Regions from separate parts of the Homo sapiens genome. Here regions 1 and 3 are each linked to region 2. Evidence: chromatin loops called from intact Hi-C (ENCODE). Cell type or tissue: K562. All regions are shown on one strand.

The links. Hi-C counts contacts between places; a loop is a spot of excess contacts. Peaks named below come from ENCODE experiments on the same cell type or tissue, not always from the same donor. Only the 100,000 strongest peaks of a DNase experiment are listed, where the experiment ranks them.
Region 1: a loop joins it to region 2, with 5 times the contacts of the local background. A loop is called at or near these places in 5 of 110 quality-filtered maps.
Region 3: a loop joins it to region 2, with 6 times the contacts of the local background. A loop is called at or near these places in 5 of 110 quality-filtered maps.

The regions. Positions count from the first base shown.
Region 1 is chr7:103,520,101-103,528,100 of GRCh38, reverse strand. It overlaps RELN (reelin), which reads left to right. Exons shown (of 65, transcript NM_005045.4): 47 at 4,570-4,710; 48 at 5,902-6,079. Among named protein-coding and RNA genes, the nearest start is that of SLC26A5, 78 kb to the right of the region's middle. In K562, a CTCF peak has its summit at 3,578 (motif pointing left); a DNase peak (open chromatin) is centred at 3,570.
Region 2 is chr7:103,443,269-103,451,268 of GRCh38, reverse strand. SLC26A5 (solute carrier family 26 member 5) reads left to right here and starts at 5,062. Exons shown (of 20, transcript NM_198999.3): 1 at 5,062-5,171. It overlaps SLC26A5-AS1 (SLC26A5 antisense RNA 1), which reads right to left and starts at 6,062. Exons shown (of 4, transcript NR_110141.1): 1 at 4,750-6,062; 2 at 4,601-4,652. RefSeq lists a silencer at 4,987-5,056 and an enhancer at 5,113-5,689. In K562, a CTCF peak has its summit at 3,934; DNase peaks (open chromatin) are centred at 3,948 and 5,058; H3K4me3 peaks cover 936 bases; H3K27me3 peaks cover 2,311 bases.
Region 3 is chr7:103,570,591-103,578,590 of GRCh38, reverse strand. It overlaps RELN (reelin), which reads left to right. Exons shown (of 65, transcript NM_005045.4): 29 at 2,886-3,043; 30 at 4,292-4,499; 31 at 6,331-6,407. Among named protein-coding and RNA genes, the nearest start is that of SLC26A5, 130 kb to the right of the region's middle. In K562, a CTCF peak has its summit at 4,942 (motif pointing left); a DNase peak (open chromatin) is centred at 4,910.

The sequences.
Region 1 (8,000 bases), 77 kb before region 2:
TTTTATGTGGATGTATGTTTTCACTTTTCTTGGCTATATACCTAGGACTGGAATTCCTGGTAATTATGTTCAACATTTTGAGAAACTGACAACCTTTTACCCACAACAGCTGTACTCTTTTACATTCCCACCAGCAATGTAGAGGATTCTAATTTCCCCATATCCTTACCAGCACTTGTTATTGTCTTTTTGACTGTTGCCATCTTCATGGGTGTGAGGTTGTATCTCATTGTGGTTCTCATTGACATTTCCCTAAAGGCTGATGATGTTGGGCTTCTTATCCTGTGCTTATTGGCCATTTATATATCTTCTTTGGAATATTCTCCAACTTTGTCAAAGAAGATAGGTTAATACAAAGAAATAGGCTAGTGGAGGAAATTTTATGCAAAACATAAAGGAAGGGTCTTGGCTTGCAAGGCAAATAGACACACATTTTGAAATGGGCTGACATCACAGAGTCTGTTGCTCAAACACAGAGGGCCAGGGGCTTCAGCTCTGAAGCTGACACAGAAGTCAAGACACATATAGCTGCAACACATACAGCCTCCCATAGCTTAACAACTGTTCATATTTACAGGTAATGATAAGGGTAGGAAGATTTTGTGGAGGTTGCAGTGGAGTTTTGAAAGGTTTGCTTAATGAGAATACAAAGTAATCATGAACCAAGAGATCCTTGCCTTGTCTCAGTTTTGTTAGTGAATCAGTGTGAGACTTAGGTCACTGGGCGTCATCGTCGTCTTCGGTAGAATGGCATTGTTAGGCTAGATTTTCTAGGCTTAAATATTTTATGTATCTCTTTCGAAGTAAAAGATATTTCAGGGAAGGATGAAGAGGTTTAAAATATTATGTTCCTTTCAAAGGGCTTTTTCTCACGATGATGACGACAGTGAGGACTTCATAGGTAGATAGAGTCATTCTGAAGAAAAGAGCAAAAATGAAGACTCTGTAATGTGTAGTGAAATCTGTTAAAAGGTGCGGAGGTAGTGTAGGGAGAGATACCTGGGAGACCAGTGAGGGGAACCGTACTATTAACAGTAATATTTTAACTACTTAGCAATGGATATCTATTAAACAAAACTGATGTAACACTTACTACATACTGTAGATGGGAAAGAAATGGTATAACTCCACAAAAGAACCAAGAGGAGAGAGTTCAAGGATATGGAAAAATGAGAAATCTTCTCTGGGACCATTTTTCCCCCAACTCCGGGAAGTAGCAGCTGATGGTGGCCATCATTATAAAGATAAATGATAACACCTGCCGAGGAACTCCACCAAGACACTCGTAGTTCTTGGTAAACAAGAACTAATTAATTTTCACAACACCCTTGTGAGGCGGAAAGTAGCATCTTCCTGGTTTACTGACAGGGAAGCATCAGCACATAAACATAAGTGATGTAGCCCCTTCACACAGTGGAGCTCTGACAGGGCTGGGAATAAGAAGTCCTGGCAATTCAACTTCCAAACTCTCATTTTTAACTTATATTCCAGTTCTTAGTGAAAATGTTTCCTCTTCTTACAAATTAATATTGGATAGTATGTGTATCCTTGTTTGATGGGTACATAATTACTAGGTGTAGTTATTCCTAAGAATATGAAATCATCACATCTAAGAAGGGGCCTTAAAAATCATCTCATTTAACTCCCTTATTATACATGTTTAGTTACTCACCGTGGACATAGAACCTACTAGTGCCAGAGTACAAATGAAAGCCCTCACTTATCTTTGCTCCTGAGGGGCCAACTCCCATGTTAGTACATTTTTCATGTAGTTTCTTACTGTTTCCTCTTCTTTGAAATGCCAGAGAGTTGCACAAATTGAAAATGTCAGCATTGGAAGTCCCCATAAATGCTGTCAACTCCAACAATGCATCTGGCTCTTAAATCTTCCATACAGTTTCTCTAAGTGGTTGCCCACATTGTGATTAAACACAGCCAATGCTCAGAAAGCAACCACCTGCTAGGCAACCCATGCCACCTCTCGGCTGCCAGGAAGCTGTCTGCCCCCTTCAACAGCCATCAGATTACCACCCCTCCACAGCTGACACCAGGCCCTGCCCATCTACCCTACAGGACATCTCTTGTAGGGTGTTTTGATCTTCCTGGGCATCTTTATTGCTACCAACTTAATAGTGTTTCAGCAAATGTTTATGAAGCTCCATCTGTAGGTGCCAGCAACAATAAAATGATAAATAAGGAAAATAACAGGAAATTACATATGAATAGGCACTTTTAATACAAGGTGACGAGGGCTTTGGTGAAGTATGTGTAAGATATTAGGGGAACCAAGAAAGTTTATTACTTACCTACTATCTATAAGCACTGAGGATACAAACCAATATTCCCTAAGGGATACAGAGATATTCTCTGCCCTTCAGAAGCTTATAGTCTAAAAAAAAAAAAAACAGAATGAATATATAAATGTTGGCTCCGAGTAATTATGTGCTATGGAAATATGGTATTCCGCTATGTTAATTATAAGTTGTTGCTGCAGATAAACAGACATAACTGTAAATAAATTTAGATAAATTTAGTCATTAAAAATAATTTATCAGCAAAACCGCTGAGTTACACAGCTTACAGGGGTGAGTGCATTTCCACATTGCTTACTGTGAGAATGGAAGCCCCTGGATACGAACTTCCTGGACGTTTAGAACACCCACTAAGCTCTAGGTGCTGTCCATGAAGTCTACGATGTTGAACAAAAAGGAATCAACCCTGCTCTCCTTATAACTTACCATTCAAGGAAGAGACAGACATGTATCAAATATGTATGCAAATAAATGTATAACTATAACTGTGACAAATACTATAAGAGGAAAACAATAGTTTGCTATGAGAGAGAATAGCATGGAAGAAACATCATTTTAAAAGGGATCAGGAAGAAAATTTCTCTGTGAGGACCTGACATTTCCTCTGAGACCTGAAGGACACACAGAGGTTAACCAGGCAGAAAGAGAGAGAGGAAGGGAGGGAGAGGAAGAGAGAGAGACAGAGACAGAGAAAGAGAATATGTAGGCAGAAAGGTGGGAATGAGTTTGGTGTGCTTTGGCGCCTGAGGGGAGAAACAGTGCTCCAGAGGCGAGTGACCATGATGAGGGAGGGAAGCAGAGGCCCAGGTTCAGGCGGATATCAGGCAGGACCTTGTGGGCCAAGGAGGGGACTAGGGGTTTCGGTAAAATGCAGTAGAAAGTGACAGGAGTTTATTAGGCAGAGATCACTCTGCTGGGGGAACATGCCAAAGCTGGGGAGCAAGCAAAATTATGGAGAAACCAGTTTGTACATAGACGCTCAACAGACATGTATTGGACTGACCTCTTCATTTCAGGTGAAGATTTTAGTTCTAGTCTGTTTCTTCTCCATTTTCTAAACTTTATAGAAATATTTTCATTTGGAAAATGCAAACTCCTTCCTGTTGTTTGGTCTTTTGTCCTGCCTTAAACAGATATTCCTGAGTCAAATGATTAACGGTCTCTTAATGACAGAACATATATGGATCAATAAACACAAATGGTTTCCTCTAAAAGTCTTTTCATGTTCAATGCACTTGAGCCTCAGGCATTGCTTGGATTTTACTGCCATCTAGTGCCTCTGAAAACACGTGTGTTGTATTTTTGAGCAAGACACTCTCCAGAACTCCGTGAATGAGCAAATATATTTCTGCTTCTGGAATGGGAGAACCTCTGTTTTAGCTTTACTTATATCGCTTTTATATCAATGTAAAATAAGTCTGGTCTCATTTATTATGCTCTCTCTTTTTTTTCTCTGTACAATTTTCTCTGTCCAATTAGGGAGCAAGTGGGAAGCTGAAATCCAGCCCATGTTCTGTTCCCAAGCCAAATGCAGAGGGCTTGCGGCTGCTCGGAGATAGTCATCTTTTCTGATTTTGCACTTACAAGTTAGCAGCAGCTCTGGTGTCATTCCATGGTACTTCCCACACGAAATCCAAGGCTCACAGCTCCCCTGAGGCTTCCAGTTTTAGGATTCGTTTTTGTTTCTGACTGTCTGTTTTTTACAAGGCTCAGGAAGATCACTTGGCCAAATTGTATGATCAAACTATCACAGTTTGGTTGGTTTGGTTTGACTATAAACAATGTTTTCTGTAGAATATTGTAATAATGGCCAGCCAGGCACAGTGGCTCATGCCTGTAATCCCCGCACTTTGGGAGGCTGAGGTGGGAGGATCACTTTAGGTCAGGAGTTCAAGACCAGCCTGGCCAACATGGTGAAACTCTGTCTCCCCTAAAATACAAAAATTAACTGGGTGTTGTAGTGCATGCCTATAATCCCAGCTACTCGGGAGGCTGAGACATCAGAATTGCTTGAACCCAGGAAGTGGAGGCTGCAGTGAGCTGAGATGGTGCCACTGCGTTCCAGCCCGGGTGACAGAGCAAGACTCCATCTCAAAAAAAGAAAAGAAGAATATTGTAATAATGAATGTTCTTTTCAGAAAAGAAGTAGGAATGTACATGCTTTTGTGTTACACTTCTCCATGCACTTGTTCAAACATACTGGAACACATTTTCTTTTCCACAGCATCCTTCATTAAAATTCTCATCTTCTTCAAAGGTCCCAAGCCACTCGTTTCCGTTGGCATCAACCAGCTCCTTTTGACAAGCAGCAGACATGGGCAATAGATAATGTCTATATCGGGGATGGCTGCATAGACATGTGCAGTGGCCATGGGAGATGCATCCAGGGAAACTGCGTGTAAGTCGGTTTTTTTCTTCCTTCTGTTGAAAGCTCCTGATTCACATTCCATCTAGGAGATTTTTCTGTAACTGGTTTTTGAATCACTCCCATGCTTCCTTAAGTTATACATTTTTTTCTGAAATATGATCTTGAGCTAACTGTGAAGTTGATGGATACTGTATCTTCATTCTTGCTTAGAGATTAGGAACTGAACAATAGCTATCTTGTCAGGAGACAGATGAATTATAATTAACTATATTTTATTTCCTTCTGTGTTTCTGTGATACACTCGAGCCTTGAAAATAACATTAGAAAAGGTTCAGGAGTTCAGTAAGTTCTGACCAAAACTAATACATCATGAGTATTTTTCTCACTTAGGTCTGAATATATGTAAGGATATGCACTTGTCATTGTTTAATTTATATTGCTATGTTGTTTGCCTAAGAAAGTATGTAGATGTCTGGTCAATTTACCAGAGGTATTTGATGCACAGGCCTATTGTATTACTCTTAGAGAACCTCAGTATACTTGGAATAATTTAAATGAAGGTGTGGGGGTGTGTGTGTGTGTCTGTGTGTCTGTGTGAGATTATGCTGTTTAATGGGGAAGTATGAATGAAGATGCTTTCCCCATACACCTGGGAAGTCTTTTTTTGGCTAATGATTTTAGCCCATACCCAGGACGACCCTTGAGATCCCTGAGCTTCCCAGTCCTATATTCATATGCCCTTCCACCCTAAACAGGGAAGTCAGTCTTTTGGTAAGAAGTGACAGTTATTGCCCAAAGTATCTTCTGCTGTTAGCACCATGGCCCCTTGGATTCCTAAGTGGCTCAAAGCCTCTGTTAAAAAGACTAATTTTGTAAATTATTAGGACCCACCAGTTTACTTTGGCAGCTCCCATTGTTTATCAGCCCTTCAGAGCTGTGTGATATGAGATGGGCCTTTAGTAGATTCTTTGAAGTTGCTTCTTTCTCTCCACCTATAACCCTGAATCACTACCTTAGGAAATGTTAGAGTTAGTTAATTCATAGATTATTTGTAACCTAAAGTACAGTTAAGGAGAGCAGGTGTATTCTGGCAAGCTCTCTGAAAATCAGTAACTTTTCATCATCTTGGACTAGGAAAAGAGTAGTCTTCACTAATTTGAGAACAAGCTTGCAGGGGCTTTGTCTGATGTTGACTTTTCCTCTCTCTTGCTCTGCACCCAGCTGTGATGAACAGTGGGGTGGCCTGTACTGTGATGACCCCGAGACCTCTCTTCCAACCCAACTCAAAGACAACTTCAATCGAGCTCCATCCAGTCAGAACTGGCTGACTGTGAACGGAGGGAAATTGAGTACAGTGTGTGGAGCCGTGGCGTCGGGAATGGCTCTCCATTTCAGTGGGGTGAGTGTTTGGCTGCTGGTTACTCATTTCTGCTCTTCTTAAGTTCCTTCCAAATAGTTGACTCTCTTCTGAAGTTTAATGGGCAAATCAAGATGCAGGGTTAGTTACCCTAAATGTACAACCCTGATCTGAACTTGCAACTTTATACAAATCTTTATGCTATAAAGATAACTTTATACTATACTTTATACCAAGTAATTAGAAAATAAATATAGTATAACTTTATGCTATGCTTTATACTAAGGAATCAGAAAATATTAATCATTCCCAGGATTTTTCTACCACAAATCAGTTGAGACTATTTAATTATTCAGGGTAGTGTCAGCACAGGTCATATTTAAGTACATATTACAAAAGAATGTAAGTGAATGTTCATCTTGGAAAAGAGCACTTGTGCAATCTTCCATCTGCATGGAGCCCTTCTAATTGACAACTCCTGAGCTTGCAACAGATTTTGGATTTAAGGAGCCAAAAATCTGGAAAATGAGCTGTGATGGTTCCTGAATTTATTAAGAACAATGAATTATTTTTATAGGTTGTCCAGGAAAGAATAATTATTAGAAATTACTAGATATTTGTATGTGTAGCATATTATCTTGTGAGTGACAGCAGCAAGCTTGGAAACTTTCTTTGGGAAATTTTATAGTCACTCTACTTTTCTGCCAAAGGCGACTCTGTTTAAAATACAATTTCTTGTATACCATGATTAGATAGACAAATTAATGTTTTAAAATAACAAATTTGGCCGGGCGCGGTGGCTCACGCCTGTAATCCCAGCACTTTGGGAGGCCGAGGCGGGTGGATCATGAGGTCAGGAGATCGAGACCATCCTGGCTAACAAGGTGAAACCCCGTCTCTACTAAAAATACAAAAAAAAATTAGCCGGGCGCGGTGGCGGGCGCCTGTAGTCCCAGCTACTCGGGAGGCTGAGGCAGGAGAATGGCGTGAACCCGGGAAGCGGAGCTTGCAGTGAGCCGAGATTGCGCCACTGCAGTCCGCAGTCCCGCCTGGGCGACAGAGCGAGACTCCGTCTCAAAAAAAAAAAAAAAAAAAAAAAAAAAAAATAACAAATTTACTGCCAGCTCTTTATTTCCTTAGCATGCCCTACCTTAGAGTTTACATTTGTGCCAATGAAGTGTATTATTTATATTCAACATTTTAGCTCGAGTAGCAAGAAGGCATATAGCATGTAGGCTTTTTATAATCAGCAACACTGAGAAAGACTGCAGTGTTCAGGATACTTTTCCTCACTTAGAACTAAAAGTGAGTTTTTCACATATGTTCAACTAAAAAAAATCCGTATATCAACATTAAGAAATTAATACAGATGCCATTAAATTCTGCTAAAGTGTGAATTTAAAACATTACAGTAATTAGATTATCTGTATAATTATAAAATTTCCAGATGTAGCTATTTTTAAATTTCATATTAAAATAGTCATCTATTTACAGGCGCGGTGGCTCACGCCTGTAATCCCAGCACTTTGGGAGGCCGAGGTGGGCAGATCACCTGAGGTCAGGAGTTCAAGACCAGCCTGGCCAACATGGTGAAACCCCATCGCCATTAAAAATACAAAAATTAGCCGGGTGTGGTAGCACACAACTGTGGTCCCAGCTACTCGGGAGGCGGAGGCAAGAGAATCACTTGAACCCAGGAGATGGAGGTTGCAGTGAGCCGAGACTGCACCACTGCACTCCAGCCAGACTGTCTCAAAAAATTAAATAATAATAATCATAATAAAATGGTCATCTCAATATGCTATTTTCTTAGTGGTTGATTCATTTTTAAAAATCTAATAGTGTCTGAAAATAACTGGAGATAGTTTAATAAAAATAAAGGACAGTTATATTAGTTCCAGCTCTCATCTTGCTTATGAAAAAAAAACAGCCAAGGCAACTTGGAAATGTGTCCTGGGCTGCG
Region 2 (8,000 bases):
ATAGCAAGACTAATAAAGAAGAAAAGAGAGAAGAATCAAATAGATGCAATAAAAAATGATAAAGGGGATATCACCACCAATCCCACAGAAATACAAACTACCATCAGAGAATACTATAAACACCTCTGCGCAAATAAACTAGAAAATCTAGAAGAAATGCATAAATTCCTCGACACATACACCCTCCCAAGACTAAACCAGGAAGAAGTTGAATCTCTGAATAGACCAATAACAGGCTCTGAAATTGATGCAATAATTAATAGCTTACCAACCAAAAAAAGTCCAGGACCAGATGGATTCACAGCCGAATTCTACCAGGGGTACAAGGAGGAGCTGCTACCATTCCTTCTGAAACTATTCCAATCAATAGAAAAAGAGGGAATCCTCCCTAAATCATTTTATGAGGCCAGCATCATCCTGATACCAAAACCTGGCAGAGACACAACAAAGAAGGAGAATTTTAGACCAATATCCCTGATGAACATCGATGCAAAAATCCTCAATAAAATACTGGCAAACCGAATCCAGCAGCACATCAAAAATCTTATCCACCATGATCAAGTGGGCTTCATCTCTGGGATGCAAGGCTGCTTCAACATACACAAATCAATAAACGTAATCCAGCATATAAACAGAGCCAACAACAAAAACCACATGATTATCTCAATACCTGCAGAAAAGACCTTTGACAAAATTCAACAACCCTTCATGCTAAAAACTCTCAATAAATTAGGTACTGATGGGACGTATCTCAAAATAAGAGCTATCTATGACAGACCCACAGCCAATATCATACTGAATGGGCAAAAACTGGAAGCATTCCCCTTGAAAACTGGCACAAGACAGGGATGCCCTCTCTCACCACTCCTATTCAACATAGTGTTGGAAGTTCTGGCCAGGGCAATCAGGCAGGAGAAGGAAATAAAGGGTATTCAATTAGGAAAAGAGGAAGTCAAATTGTCCCTGTTTGCAGATGACATGATTGTATATCTAGAAAACCCCATCGTCTCAGCCCAAAATCTCCTTAAGCTGATAGGCAACTTCAGCAAAGTCTCAGGACACAAAATCAATGTGCAAAAAATCACAAGCATTCTTATACGCCAATAACAGACAAACAGAGAGCCAAATCATGCGTGAACTCCCATTCACAATTGCTTCAAAGAGAATAAAATACCTAGGAATCCAACTTACAAGGGATGTGAAGGACCTCTTCAAGGAGAACTACAAACCACTGCTCAATGAAATAAAAGAGGACACAAACAAATGGAAGAACATTCCATGCTCATGGGTAGGAAGAATCAATATCGTGAAAATGGCCACACTGCCCAAGGTCATTTACAGATTCAATGCCATCCCCATCAAGCTACCAATGACTTTCTTCACAGAATTGGAAAAAACTACTTTAAAATTCATATGGAACCAAAAAAGAGCCCGCATTGCCAAGTCAATCCTGAGCCAAAAGAACAAAGCTGGAGGCATCATGCTACCTGACTTCAAACTATACTACACAGTAACCAAAACAGCAAGGTACTGGTACCAAAACAGAGATATAGACCAATAGAACAGATCAGAGCCCTCAGAAATAACGCCGCATATCTACAACTATCTGATCTTTGACAAACCTGACAAAAACAAGATATGGGGAAAGGATTCCCTATTTAATAAATGGTGCTGGGAAAACTGGCTAGCCATATGTAGAAAGCTGAAACTGGATCCCTTCCTTACACCTTGTACTAAAATTAATTCAAGATGGATTAAAGACTTACATGTTAGACCTAAAACCATAAACACCCTAGAAGCAAACCTAGGCAATACCGTTCAGGACATAGGCATGGGCAAGGACTTCATGTCTAAAGCACCAAAAGCAATGGCAACAAAAGCCAAAATTGACAAATGGGATCTAATTAAACTAAAGAGCTTCTGCACAGCAAAAGAAACAATCATCAGAGTCAACAGGCAACCAAAAGAACGGGAGAAAATTTTTACCATCTACCCATCTGACAAAGGGCTAATATCCACAATCTACAAAGGACTTAAACAAATTTACAAGAAAAAAACAACCCCATCAAAAAGTGGGCAAAGGATATGAACAGACACTTCTCAAAAGAAGACATTTACACAGCCAACAGACATATGAAAAAATGCTCATCATCACTAGTCATTAGAGAAATGCAAATCAAAACCACAATGAGATACCATCTCATGCTAGTTAGAATGGTGATCATTAAAAAGTCAGGAAACAACAGATGCTGGAGAGGATGTGGAGAAACAGGAAAGCTTTTATGCTGTTGGTGGGAGTGTAAATTAGTTCAACCATTGTGGAAGACAGTGTAGTGATTCCTTAAGGATCTAGAATTAGAATTACCATTTGACCCAGCAATCCCATTACTAGGTATATACCCCAAGGATTATAAATCATTCTACTCTAAAGACACATACACATGTATGTTTATTGCAGCACTATTCACAATAGCAAAGACATGGAACCAACCCAAATGCCCATCAATGATAGACCGGATAAAGTAAATGTGGCACATATACACCATAGAATACTATGCAACCATAAAAAAGGGTGAGTTCATGTCCTTTGCAGGGACATGGATGAAGCTGGAAACTGTCATTCTCAGCAGACTAACACAAGAACAGGAAACCCAACACCTCATGTTCTCACTCATAGGTGGGAGTTGAACAATGAGAACACCTGGACACAGGGAGGGGAACATCACACACTGGGGCCTGTCGGAGGTGGGGGGCTAGGGGAGGGATAACATTAGGAGAAATTCCTAATGTAGATGACGGGTTGATGGGTGCAGCAAACCACCCTGGCACTTGTATAGCTATGTAACAAACCTGCACATTCTGCACGTGTATCCCAGAACTTAAAGCATAATAAAAGAAGGAAGGCAAGGAAGGAAGGAAGGAAAGGAAGGAAGGAAGGAAAGGAAGGAAGGCAGGCAGGCAGCCAAGAACATGTAAACAAATATCTGTGGCTTTACAAAAACACAGGAAGAATAGATGAGAAATCATGACATTGTTTACTCACACAGGATTGGCTAGAATGTGTGGAACAAAGGAGGGAAGAAAATTCCCTGAGTATACGTTTTCAGATCTTTTTAATATTCTTTAATTTTTTCTTTTATCCGCTTTTAAGTTCTGGAGTACATGTCCAGGATGTGCAGATTTATTACACAGGTAAACGTGTGTCATGGTGGTTTGCTGCACAGGTCAACCCCATCACCTAGGTATTAAGGTCTAGCATCCACTAGCTGTTCTTCCTGATACTCTCCCTAATATTCTAATACCAAATAAATGTAATTAAGCCAGCAAGGATGGGAAGGGGGTAGGGGGTGGGGAAGACTCATATTAAAAGCAAACTCATCTCTAAACCAGAAATAATAGCAATATCTATACAAGTAAATACATGTACTCAGAACAGTGCCTACTACATGTAAACACTGAACAGGTGTTAGCAACATTGCCATTATTGTGTTAGTATATTAGGTACCTGGTGCTACCGGCAAAACCAGTTTATCATCCAACTGTCTCCAGTGTTGCTACTCAAAGTTTGGTCCTCCAGTAGCCTATCAGGATCACCCAGGGGCCTGTTAGAAAGGCACATCTCAGACCCCACCCCAGACCTACTGAATCAGAATCTGCGTTTTTAACGGGATCCGCAGGTGATTCCTATGCACATTAAAGTGTAAGAAGTACTGGGCTACAGACAGGTATGTGACAAAATAATTTCATAGGATGGCAAAGGCCAAGTGGCAAATGAAGGACACCAGAAATGCACGTCCCAGGAGCCCAACTCCTCCTTAGTAAATTACCCTATTAAGATTTGTTTAGAGATGTTCAAAAGCGTGGAGAAAAGCAAATTTGGTTTCCTCAGCTAGGGACGCGGAGAGTGGTCTGGTGCCCTTGAAGAGATCGCCCTCGTGTGGAGTAGGGAGGGAATCTCTAGCCTTTCCTCTCGGATGAAGAACAGCACCAGCGCTCCCAGCCAAAGGCCTGGCCCAGGTTCTGGAGGTGGGGTCTCCTTGGCAGAAGCCTCTGGTGTCTGCAGGCGTGCATTTACAGCTTTAAGACCAAACAGCTAGTCCGCCACGTGTCACTACAGTGTGCACGCGCAGAAATGCACAAAGCAAAAAAAAAAAAAAAGATGCTCTTAATGAACCAACTATAATCCTTGCTAAGGCATAAAGCCAGAGGGAAGTATGTATCTGAAATCATTTTCTACCCCTCACCCTCTTGGAGCCCGGCACTCTGGCTGCGGTGCTCTCTTGTATCCCAGTTGCTAGATGCAAAACAAGCTATTTCCTATCTAATTTTTTTTTTTAAGAGACGGAGTCTCGCTTTGTTGCCCAGGCTGGTCTCAAACTCCTGGACTCAAGCAATTCTCCCAGCTTGGGGTAACGTGTTACATTATTCTACTTAATAAAAAGCAAAAGTTGTTTTATAAATTCTAACTTAAATGCCCAGAAAATAACTTATCATGCATTGCCTTGTCGTGCAATAGTCAATATTTGCAAACCAAGTGTTAACCAAAGGCAGTTCATCAAAGATTTTTGAAAATTAAAAAAAAAAAAAAACTCATACTCACATTGTCCTCAGGATTTCCTGTTTTCGAAATGTTCCTGTACGAATCGGAGTCTCTATAATGATTGTAATTGAAAAGATAAGTCAGGTTTTTTGTGTTTTTTTTTCATTTTAAAATCATAATACGCAATGTTTTCCACTTGAACGCTATACCTTGTGTATTGTGCTTGCTTCAGCCTCGAGCCTCTACTGATGTTCCACCTCAAGGCGACAGGAATGCCACCTGGAGAAACTCCTGGGCGGTATGGGAAGAAAGCCGGTCTCATCAGAGTATATTTGCGGGGATCGACGACCAAGGTGTTAAATTCCAAGCACGCTTTGGAAAGTTCTAGGTGCTTGGGAAGAGATCCGTAGGCGGCAGGGATGCCCGCGCCCCGGCGTCCCAGCGCGGAGGGTGGCGGCGGGGCCTGGCCCTAGCGGGGCGGGGCGGGCTCGGGTTACCGGGAGTCGCGGGGCGCGGCCGGCACTGCCCGCGGCGCCTCCTCCTAGAGCCGCACCTGGAGGCAGCGCGCGCGTCGAAGAGGCAGCGGCTGTGGAGCGCGGCGGGGCGGCTCCGCCCAGGGCAGCCCGGGCTGGTGAGTGCGCGCGGGCGGCCGCGGGGCCGGGGGTCGCGGTCCCTCGGGAGGGGACTGAGCTGAGGCCCGCGGGCCCACCCGAGCAGGGGCCCTCGCTGTCACCGCCTCTGCCCCTGTCTCCCAGGCCCCATGTCGCGCTTTTTCCCTAAACGAACCGGTGACAGGGCTGACCTGCCCGCACTCTGCTGGTCCCTACGCCGGGAAGGAGAAAGTCTCACGAAGCTCTTTCCTTTGCAACCCCTGTCCCCTTGCCCTCTGCAGCTCCACACAGCATTTTTACTTCCCGTTTGCCTCCTCGAATCCCTTCGGTGCTAATCCAGCCCTTCGCCGTTTCCAGTTTGGGTCTGGCCTGTTTGTATCCAAATCGAATTACACAAAACCAGGCCCTCAGTTCTGCCTCTGGCCCTCTTTCCGGAGACGGGCCCTGCCTCCTCCTGTGCCGGGCTGGGCTTGCCCGGCATTGGCCGCCCGGAGCTCCCAGGGAGCAAGGCTGTGGTCCCGAAACTGGGCCCTCCGCTCAGCGCCGGGCAAGGCTCAAACCCCGGGTCTCTGACTTATCCGGTCACGAAGGGACTGCTCAGAGCCTAACAGCCCTAAAATTTGGTATTGGCCCCCTCCCGGGAAATCCTTCTCCCTACCAATCAGGCATCGCGGCAGGTGCTCTGCCATCATAGAGGCTCTGACACGCTGAACTCTCGAAGCTCGCGGCAGTGTTTATTTTTAGGAGAGATTTAGTTGATCGGGAACCAATTGACTTGGTTGACTGCCTCATCTAGTGCGCACCTGGGCCGGGCCCCGCCGGGAAGGCGTGCTGGACGTTCTCAGTGAGCTCCGAGACCTACAGAAGAAACAGCTGCAAGGATCCGATCAGCTAGCTGTGAAGAAAGCCTCAGATACGCTGTGGGGTGGGCAAAATTCTTTTCCTAGCTTCGATGAGTACTGTGGATTCTAGAATTTAAACAACATTCATGGAGACTCTTAAAACAACAAAAAATATCAACTTTTTGCGGGCACAGACTGAGATTTAGCTTTTTCCTATCTGAAAACTGAACAATGTGCACTAGATATAAATGTATTATCTAAAGTTTAGGAATTTACAGCATAGAAATGCAGGGGAATTCGGAGTATGCAATACGAAGTATCAACCTTTTTGAAAATGAAATTTAAAATGTATTTTTGTCAGGCATTCCTTCTAATTACGGTAGTATTGCTTTGTATCAGAAGACTTTCAGGCAAAGGACAGGAGGGAAGAGAGAGAAATTCAAACTAATTTGCATTAGAAAGAAACTTAGGGTGAAGAATTGCCTAGGTAAGGTTGCTATAGCTCATATCTTAAGTGCACTCTTGGAAAGCTTTCTAGTCTATTAGGTAACACCTGAAGCCCCAATTCTCTTATGTAGCATTTCTTTTTTTCTCTCTTTAACTACTCTGAAACTATACAGAGTTACACGTTCCTCATTAATTTATGAGTGAAACCAAAAGAATTGACTCAATCCAACAAGTATTTGAGTGCTTTTCGCATAGAGGCGCTTTGCTAAGAACAGAAGAATGGAAGACTGAGGAAGTTTCTAACAATCAATGGATTGCCTTGTGAGGTGTAGATGCAGGTGTGCACTGCCTATTTAATTGACGATCAAAGTCAGTTGAGTTTTCATCTCATTCTAAATATCATGTGTTGCCCCCTGGTATCTTAATTTTTCTACCGTTGCAGGTAGTCTGCATTTTAGTAACCCAAGTGAAACAGTTTTCTAGGGAAATCATGATAAATAGGAAGCACGTCCGTATTCCCAGGTGTTCTCATTATCATTAAGTTAATAAAGTTAAGAAAAATAAGATGATGATTTTCCTTTCTTTTGGTTTCAAACTAGTGAAATCTTGCACAAAAGACACAGCATGGATAAATTTAATCATTTTGTGACTCAGAGTACATTTTATGTAAGTCCATTCTGTTGGAGGATAGATCCAATTTCATGAACTCTTTTAATCCTTCTTTTGAAGACTAGTTCCAGGACCAACTTCATAAAATGTTTTATTGTAGGTACCAACAACTATCAACATCATTATCTTCTCCCCACCTTCACCCTTGAAAACAATTGTATTCTAGAGGATTATGAAGGAGGGGACAGGACTCTTTCAAAATCTGGAGGACACTAGGGACTTACCCCAGAAAAAAAATAAAAAAGCTCACCCATTCAAAATCTTGTACACCTTTCAGAGGATTCCTGGTGCCCAGGTTATGAAAGCTCACTTCAGAACGGGTCAGCGAATTAGTCAGAGGATAGGTAGATGGAGGGAAAGGGAAATGAAGCAATGTGGGTAAATTCACAAACTGAGTGGATATGACTTAATTTACTTTCAAATAGAATAAATACATGGCCCCTTGAGTAAGTATTCTGTGAATGGGAAGGAATAATTGTATTCTTTGTAAAAGACTGAAGACAGATTAGCCTAATTAAGTTTTTAATTGATCAAGATCAACTCTTATCTTGAACATTATGAGTCTCTCATTTTTCTACTTTTCTTGCTCTTTTCAAGGCAACTGCTCTAAGAGGATTTGCTCCCACTACTGATGATGCCCCATTCTGGACACAATTTCTCATATGCAAACTTGTATTCATGAATTGCTACATATGGGAATGGCTGAGTTCAAAAATTGAACTATATCTTTCTCACATCCTAGCAGTTCACCCTTAGGAAGAAGATATAATTATATATAATTAGTCTATCGCATGTAAGCCACTGTGATAGCAGTAGCTGTGCCTTGGAAGGGAGTGGGTTGGTATTAGGAATGAAAGGAGAGCGTTAAGAAATATTTTGGACATAGCTTCT
Region 3 (8,000 bases), 130 kb before region 2:
CATCAGGAACCAGGCATAACTTGGAGAAATGGAAATGAAGCAAAACGTGCTGAGGTCATGGCCAGTGAAATCTTTATTGCCTTGAGTTGCACCTTTCAACAAAAAACAAACTAGCAAAGATTGAAAGGGAAAAAGGAACCATCTCTTGCCCTTTCACTCTGAAATACAGTCTTCTATCTAGGACTCTAAGCTATGATTCACCATGTTCTGGACTTACCCTATTAACCAAATGATTAGTCTTTTGGTGTTTTTCTTTTTTAAATCTAAATAAGCGTTCCTTAGTACTGAGCTCCTGGGGTCTTTTACCGTCTCAAACATATAACAGTGCATTCTGCTTCTTGGGTCTATAGAAGCCTTAGGATCTATAACTGCAAACAAGGATACCTCCTCACTCTGGCCAAATCAGAACTTGATTCTCTTATAATAATAAAAACTATAAAAACTATAAGAGCCCAAGAATCAGAGACAGGTCAAAGGATTTCACTTGTCCTTCATTCACTATCAAATTGCCAAAACTTTTTCTAAAATTCTACCTAAACTTAGGATTCTTCAACCCTCTGAATTCTTCTGGGCCCAAATCTGAGCTGGCTTCTTCCATGAAATGGGGCAGCTGATGGAGAGATGCCCTCATCTTGCCCAGGTGAGAGAGCCTGAAGCTGGGGAAAGAAGTTTTCCTTTCTCTTTCATCACTTTCCTTACCACAGATGCTGTGGATCCATGTTTCTCTGGGTTCTATCATAGAAACATAAAAAAGAAGCAGCAAGCATGACTTCTAATCCAAGAGGACTTGTATTAGGGAATTGGCATGTTTTCCTCATTTATCACAGACATGCAGTCTATCTTTTGGAAGCGGCATAGAGGCCTTAACATTTTCCTTAAGAGTAGTTGACAAATGCTGGTGTACATTAATTCCATTTACTTCCTTCAAGAGGACAAATACCTTCAGAGGCTGAATAATGTTACAGCTCCAAGGGAAGGAATTTTCCCAAGGTCCGTGACACTAAGACAATTGTACTTTTTTTTTTTTTTTTTGCTTTTGCTTTGTTTTTCTAAACTTCTTTAATTCAATTCTTTTTACCTTAAAAAGAATAAGATCAATATATTTCAAATTAGCTGCAAAGGAAATACATTTGTATGTTCACCTTCCTCTTACACTGAAACGGGGGCTTGGGGCTTACGTTAATAGGCAATTATCTCTGAACATTTTTAAACCTAATAAACAACATTACTGGCTACAGTTTATAAAGTTGCCATGAGTAGGTAACTTAAAATAATGAAGGGGGGAAAAAAGCCAAGGTTATGGTTCATTGCTGCCAAATTTCCAAAGCCACTTGAAGAGCCAAAAAGAAATCCATTCTGATCTTGCCATGTTATCCTCACAATAATAGAGGGGAGAGGGAGCTGTCTTTATCTACAGTTGTCCTTAACAACCTTCATTAATCTTTAAGATTCTTTATCCTTGTGTACTAAGAAGCTGGATTAACTCAAAAGTCTATAAATATTGGCAGCAAAATAAATTGGAATGTGGATACACCAATACATCTTCATCCTTTGATTATAGCGGAACTGAGAAGGAAGAGATAGTTCCCTGGTATGAAATTATAGGAGTGTGTGTACATATGTGTGTGTGTGTGTGCGTGTGTGCACGTGTTTCCATATGTTGGAAAAGAAAAGATGTATTTTAAAAATTGGAAAGCAATTGGGACAAATTTTAGTTTGGCAACCTCAAAACTATTGGCAACCTCAAAACTGGGCAGTAGCCCAGCCCACTAGTGTTCCAGGGTTTTGAAGTACTGGGACTAGGTCCTTCTTTTGTTCTTTGGCAGTTAAAACTGGTGTTTGTGATTTAAAGATGAGAGATGAAGAGGAAAGGAGGGAAGGCGCAGGTGAATAGAGCTGTCGGTACAAACTTAACTCTTCCCTGCCTGAAGCATGTCAATAGCAAATAGCCAGAGTTCCCTTATCTGTCCTAAGAAAGACAGATTGTTTCAAACATTCCCAAACAGCCTCTTCTGCAGATATCCATAAACTGAGTGTGATAGAAGGGTGAAATATTAATTGAGTAAAATAATGGAATATCTATCTGGATTTTATTATTAAAAGAGCAGAAGGTGAGAAAATATTCAAACATTTATGCTGAAAAAGAAATCAATCTGCGCATGGTGGCTCACATCTGTAATCCCAGTACTTTGGGAGGCTGAGGCGGGCAGATCACATAAAGCCAGGAGTTTGAGACCAGCCTGGCCAACGTAGTGAAACCTCATCTCTACTAAAAATACAAAGATTAGCTGGGCATTGTGGCATGTGCCTGTAATCTCAGCTACTCGGGAGGCTGAAGCACGAGAATTTTTTTTTTGAGACGGAGTCTCGCCCTGTCACCCAGGCTGGATGGAGTGCAAAGGTGCGATCCCAGCTCACTGCATCCTCTGCCTCCCTGGTTGAAGCAATTCTCCTGCCTCAGCCTCCCAAGTAGCTGGGACTACAAGCACGTGCCACCACGCCCGGCTACTTTTTCTATTTTTAGTAGAGACAGGGTTTCACCGTGTTAGCCAGGATGGTCTCAATCTCCTGACCTTGTGATCCGCCCACCTCGGCCTCCCAAAGAGAATCTCTTGAACCTGGAAGGCGGAGGTTACAGGGAGCTGAGATCACCCTACTGCACTCCAGCCTGGTTGACAGAGCAAGATGCTGTCTCAAAAAAAGAAAAAAAAGAGAGAGAGAGAGAAAGGTCTGAGAGACAGCTTATGAAGGTTAAGTGCAGTCAAGCAGACATGACTTTCAAATAAATATTAAGTCTCTGTTGAGTTTTTCTGAATTTTTCTATATTCCAATGCTTTGATATGAGATGTTGGTACAAGAAACAGGTGTGTTGTTTTTCCCAACAGCAAGACCAGATTCCGATGGATCCAGGAGAGCAGCTCACAGAAAAACGTGCCTCCATTTGGTTTAGATGGAGTGTACATATCCGAGCCTTGTCCCAGTTACTGCAGTGGCCATGGGGACTGCATTTCAGGAGTGTGTTTCTGTGACCTGGGATATACTGGTAAGGCTAAATACATGTGTCTGAGGGTTTTATTGTAAAATAGTCATCTCTAGTTGCTGTGTTTCATGTTATTCTCCCAAAGAAATAAATTCTGAATTTATTCCTCTTTAAGTCTAGGAATTGTAGGAATTCACAACCCAGGCACATGAGGTGCTAGGATATTTTGTAGTTTTGAGCTGCTCCAAAAAGGAAACATACTAATACAAATTTCATTTCCTAAAGAGGATTTGTTTATTATTCATAGCAATAATAATTAATACTGCTTGAGGTCCTACTTCATGCCAGACATTGAGGTTCTTTTTATTTCATCCCCTTTAATTCTAACAATAACTCTGTCATAGTACTGTAAACCCTATTTATATTTAAGGAAACTGAGGCACAGAGAGATTTAATAACTATCCCAAGATCATTCAGCTGGGAGTTGCTGGAGCTGAGTATCAAACCCTGGCAGTCATTCTCCAAAACCCAAACCCAAGCTCTTAACCACATGCTGCATGGCTGCATGGCCTCTGTGAGCCCTCTACATCACTATAGGAAACGTTATTTTTTACATTTAAAATAAAAATGCATCTTAGGATAAACCCAAGTCTGCCAAAAGAGTACTTTACAAAAAAAGTATCTCTGAGCACAGTGACCTTTGGATGTTGCTGCAAGCAAAAATGAAAAGAGCTGAGATTAAAGAGGAAAATTGGAGAAAATATTATAAGCTTCAAAATCTTTTTTTTTATTATTTTTCCTGGAGACAACTTCAAAAGGCTTCTTCCCAGCTTTTCAGTATCCCAGCCTTCATCTGGCACGTGACCAAAGACAAACATATGTTGTTGCAGGCCTTCTATGGAGAGTGCTGTCACTCACAGTTTCAAGGATTTTTTTTAAATTTGAGACTGACTGCCCCTATTGATCCTAGAATAGAAGGATAACAAATGAGCAAGTTTTATTGTGGATGAAATCTGTTTCTCAGTTTACACAAATCCTCAGTAGCAGGAACTACGAAAAGGTATGGTTCCCAATGTCTTCCCAATGTCTGTCTCTATTAAAAAATAAAAATTTACAGAGGCAGAATAGTGTTTTTGATGATGGTAGTGATGGCTGTCTTTCAGACCGACAGTTGTGAGATACAAATTTTCATGTGGCCTCTCTCCCTAATGTTAATCCCTATGGACATTCTTCCTTTGCCCATGTGTTGAATAGACCTCGTTTTGAATGATTCCAACAAAGCATCTCTCCTCTCTATTTCTTTTTCTGAAGCTGCACAAGGAACCTGTGTGTCAAATGTCCCCAATCACAATGAGATGTTCGATAGGTTTGAGGGGAAGCTCAGCCCTCTGTGGTACAAGATAACAGGTGCCCAGGTTGGAACTGGCTGTGGAACACTTAACGATGGCAAATCTCTCTACTTCAATGGCCCTGGGAAAAGGGAAGCCCGGACGGTCCCTCTGGACACCAGGAATATCAGGTAACAAGTATTAACTGGTATACTTTTTCACAAACATATTATTTACCACACGATGTAGTCTAACTTAAAACATTCTGTTCTGTTATTGGGAATATATACAATAATGTTTCTGTATATAGATTATGATATGTAAAAATGAAGATAACTTTAGCTTTGGAATAAAATAGGTGGTTTCTACAAAGACCATGCTGCAATTCATAAATCCATGTGTGGTCATCACCAAGGCCTGTGTGTCTAGGGTATGCCAGCTTGATTTTCTGAAGTTTGATATTATTATGAAAACCATTTGGTATTATTCTTAGCATGTGCCGTGTGAAACAAAGATTTTTCCAACCTTACATTCTATGTCTGAAATTGATGCGTCCTCATTTATCTAAGTTGATTTGTATTCACTTATTGAAAATGGTCCCCAGAAATTTTAAATGCCTACACTGACACCTACTGGTAAAATAAAGAACTGTTTGGTTTTTAAGATCAAATGAAATAATAGCACACCTAAAATAAAACTGCTTTTTAAAAGAGCAATTAAATTATTTGAGAAGTGGAAGAAAGGAAATAGAGAAAATGTTTAAAATTTTTAGACCTCCTCACAAAATCTGGGGTCCTGTGTCATATTTTTCCTTCCTTCAATTTCCTTCCCTTTCCATCTGCATTGTTCTCTCAGAGGTGTGCCTGTCAAGCAGGTACTCTCTGTCAGTCGCTATGGACTGAGGCATAATTTACATCGTACTGACTGAAGGCCTGCTGTGAAAAATTTAGCCAAGTGAGTCTAAATCAGCAACTGACAGGTAATTATCTGACTCTAAACAAATATGGTATTCAGCTTCTTAAGTTAGATTTTTCCTCATCTTGGCTGGATGCGGTAGCTCACACCTGTAATGCCAGCACTTTGGGAGACTGAGGCAGGTGGATCACTTGAGGTCAGGAATTCAAGACCAGCTCCTGGCCAACATGGCAAAACCCTGTCTCTACTGAAAATAGAAAAATTAGCCGGGTGTGGTGGCGCATGCCTGTAGTTCCAGCTACTCAGGAGGCTGAGGCAGGAGGATCGCTTGGGCCCAAGAGGCAGAGGTTGAAGTGAGTCAAGATCGCGCCACTGCACTCCAGCCTGGGCAACAAATGCCTAACGTAGATGACAGGTTGATGGGTGCAGCAAACCACCATGGCATGTGTATACCTATGTAACAAACCTGCACGTTCTGCACATGTATCCCAGAAACTAAAGTATAATTTTAAAAAATCTTCATCTTGAGTTTCCAAGGATAGTGTTAACTAGATTTAAGGAATTTCCATTTTTGTAATTCCATTAAATTATAACAGACTGTATTTTTAGTAGAGACGGGGTTTCACCGTGTTAGCCCCGTCTCTACTAAAAATACAAAAGGAAATTAGCCAGGCGTGGTGGCGGGCACCTGTAGTCCCAGCTACTCGGGATGCTGAGGCAGGAGAATGGCGTGAACCTGGGGGGCGGAGCTTGCAGTGAGTCGAGATCACGCCACTGCATTCCAGCCTGGGCAACAGAGCAAGACTCCGTCTCAAAAAAAAAAATAAATTATAACAGACTGTCACAATGAAGTGATATTCAACGGTTTCCTTTTGTTTAGCTCATTATTACAGAATAAAATGAATGGTCATATTAATTAACTTCTTCTAAATGGTTACAGAATTAACTTACTATAATTTATGTATTTTCTGCTTCTCATATGCCCTTTGAGTTTGAAAGTAGTACTTAATAAATACAGGAGGGTTTTTTTCTAATGTGTCAAAACGCTAATGCTTACAGCTCTTCTGAACTCTTGTTTGTAAGTAAACTAAAGTTTTTATTCCCCAGACTTGTTCAATTTTATATACAAATTGGAAGCAAAACTTCAGGCATTACCTGCATCAAACCAAGAACTAGAAATGAAGGTAAGCTGCTGTATTTCCATGGAAATTACAGTTACTATTGGCAGATTAGTCCTTTATCCTCCCAAAGTTTGGCCAGGATTTTGAAAACTGATACATTACCCTGAATCATTCCTTCTCTTCTCTTCTGCTTTGTAGAATCGGTGGCTGCACAGAGCCAAGATCTCTAAGATTTCTTGTACAGATCCTTAGGCCTGAAATATATCATGTCTGCTCTGGGTGTAGGCAGAATCAAAGTGCCATTTGTTTTAGGGAACCCTATTCCTTTATACTATCCGCAGGGAGGCACAAAAAAAAATCCCAAAACAATAGCAGAGACTCTTACATATAGCATGGAAGCTAGAGACTTGTTTGCATAGGGCATTACTGAATGCAGATCAAAGTCTACTTCGGCCCATAAACTTATATTCCGGGCAGACCAGAATCCTTGTGTAGGAGGAGCAGTTCTTGGCAATAATAAATGTTATCTTTTACTGAGACTTATTATATGCAAGACACTATCCCACGTGTTTTACTGGTGTTAATTCATTTTATTTCCAGCATACCCTTTTGCCATAAGTAATATAATTAGTTCTATTTTGCAGATGTAGAAACTGAGGCACCGAAAGGTCAAGTAACCTGCCCATGATCATGCACTAAATAAGTGGATGAGCAGGGATTCAAACCACTCACACTGGCTCCAGAATGTATGCCATAACCATCATACTATACTGCTTCTCTCCTTGCACTGAACTCCACCCTCCCTAGGCACTCATACCATCTTCTGCCTCAAATGATTCAGTTCTGAAAGAAATGCAAAAGGCTTGAAGCATAGGTGGCCTCTGGGAGCTCTACAGATATGATATAATTCCTTAGGGGACCTTGAATGTGAACTGACTCCTCACACAAAATTCATAGGTTTCTCAGATGCATCCTCCTCCAAACCGTGGTCTCAGCAACATGTAAAGAGTTTGCACCTTCTAAGTTTGTTAATATCTCAGTATGACTGTGTAAAACACATTGGCTTAAACAATACCTATTAGTCAGTAGAGCTACCAACAGCTGTGTTCATCAGCTCTCCATTTCCTTGGCCATATTATCACTAACTGAAAGGTTTAATAACTTTTTCTGAATATCTTAGTACTTTTAGTCTAGTAATTATCCAAGTCATCTATTTACTGAAGCAGTATAGAAGCTTTTATAGACCATTTTTGCATTCCCTAATCTCTTCAATAAATATTTATTAAGAATCTGTTCTAAGCCAGACATTGTTCTAGGTGCTTTTATTGATACAATATCACCAAAAGACATATGTCCCTCATCATGAGGTAGGTTATGCTGCAATAATAATAATAAACCTCTAATAATAATAAACCTCTAAATATCAGTGGGCTAAATAAAATGATTTCTCCCCTGTGCTACATTTTCTTCATGGGTCATCCGAGGTCCTCATTCCAGCACCCAGAATAATAAGGTGGCTGCTGCGTAGATTCTGGATGTTGCCAGCCATGTGACAGAGGGAAAGAGAAAGTGTGGTGAAGGGAAAAGAAGCGTAAACCTACCATGTGCTAGAGAGTGAAGAACCAGTGGGGCACTAATGACCACCTAAGGGTAGAT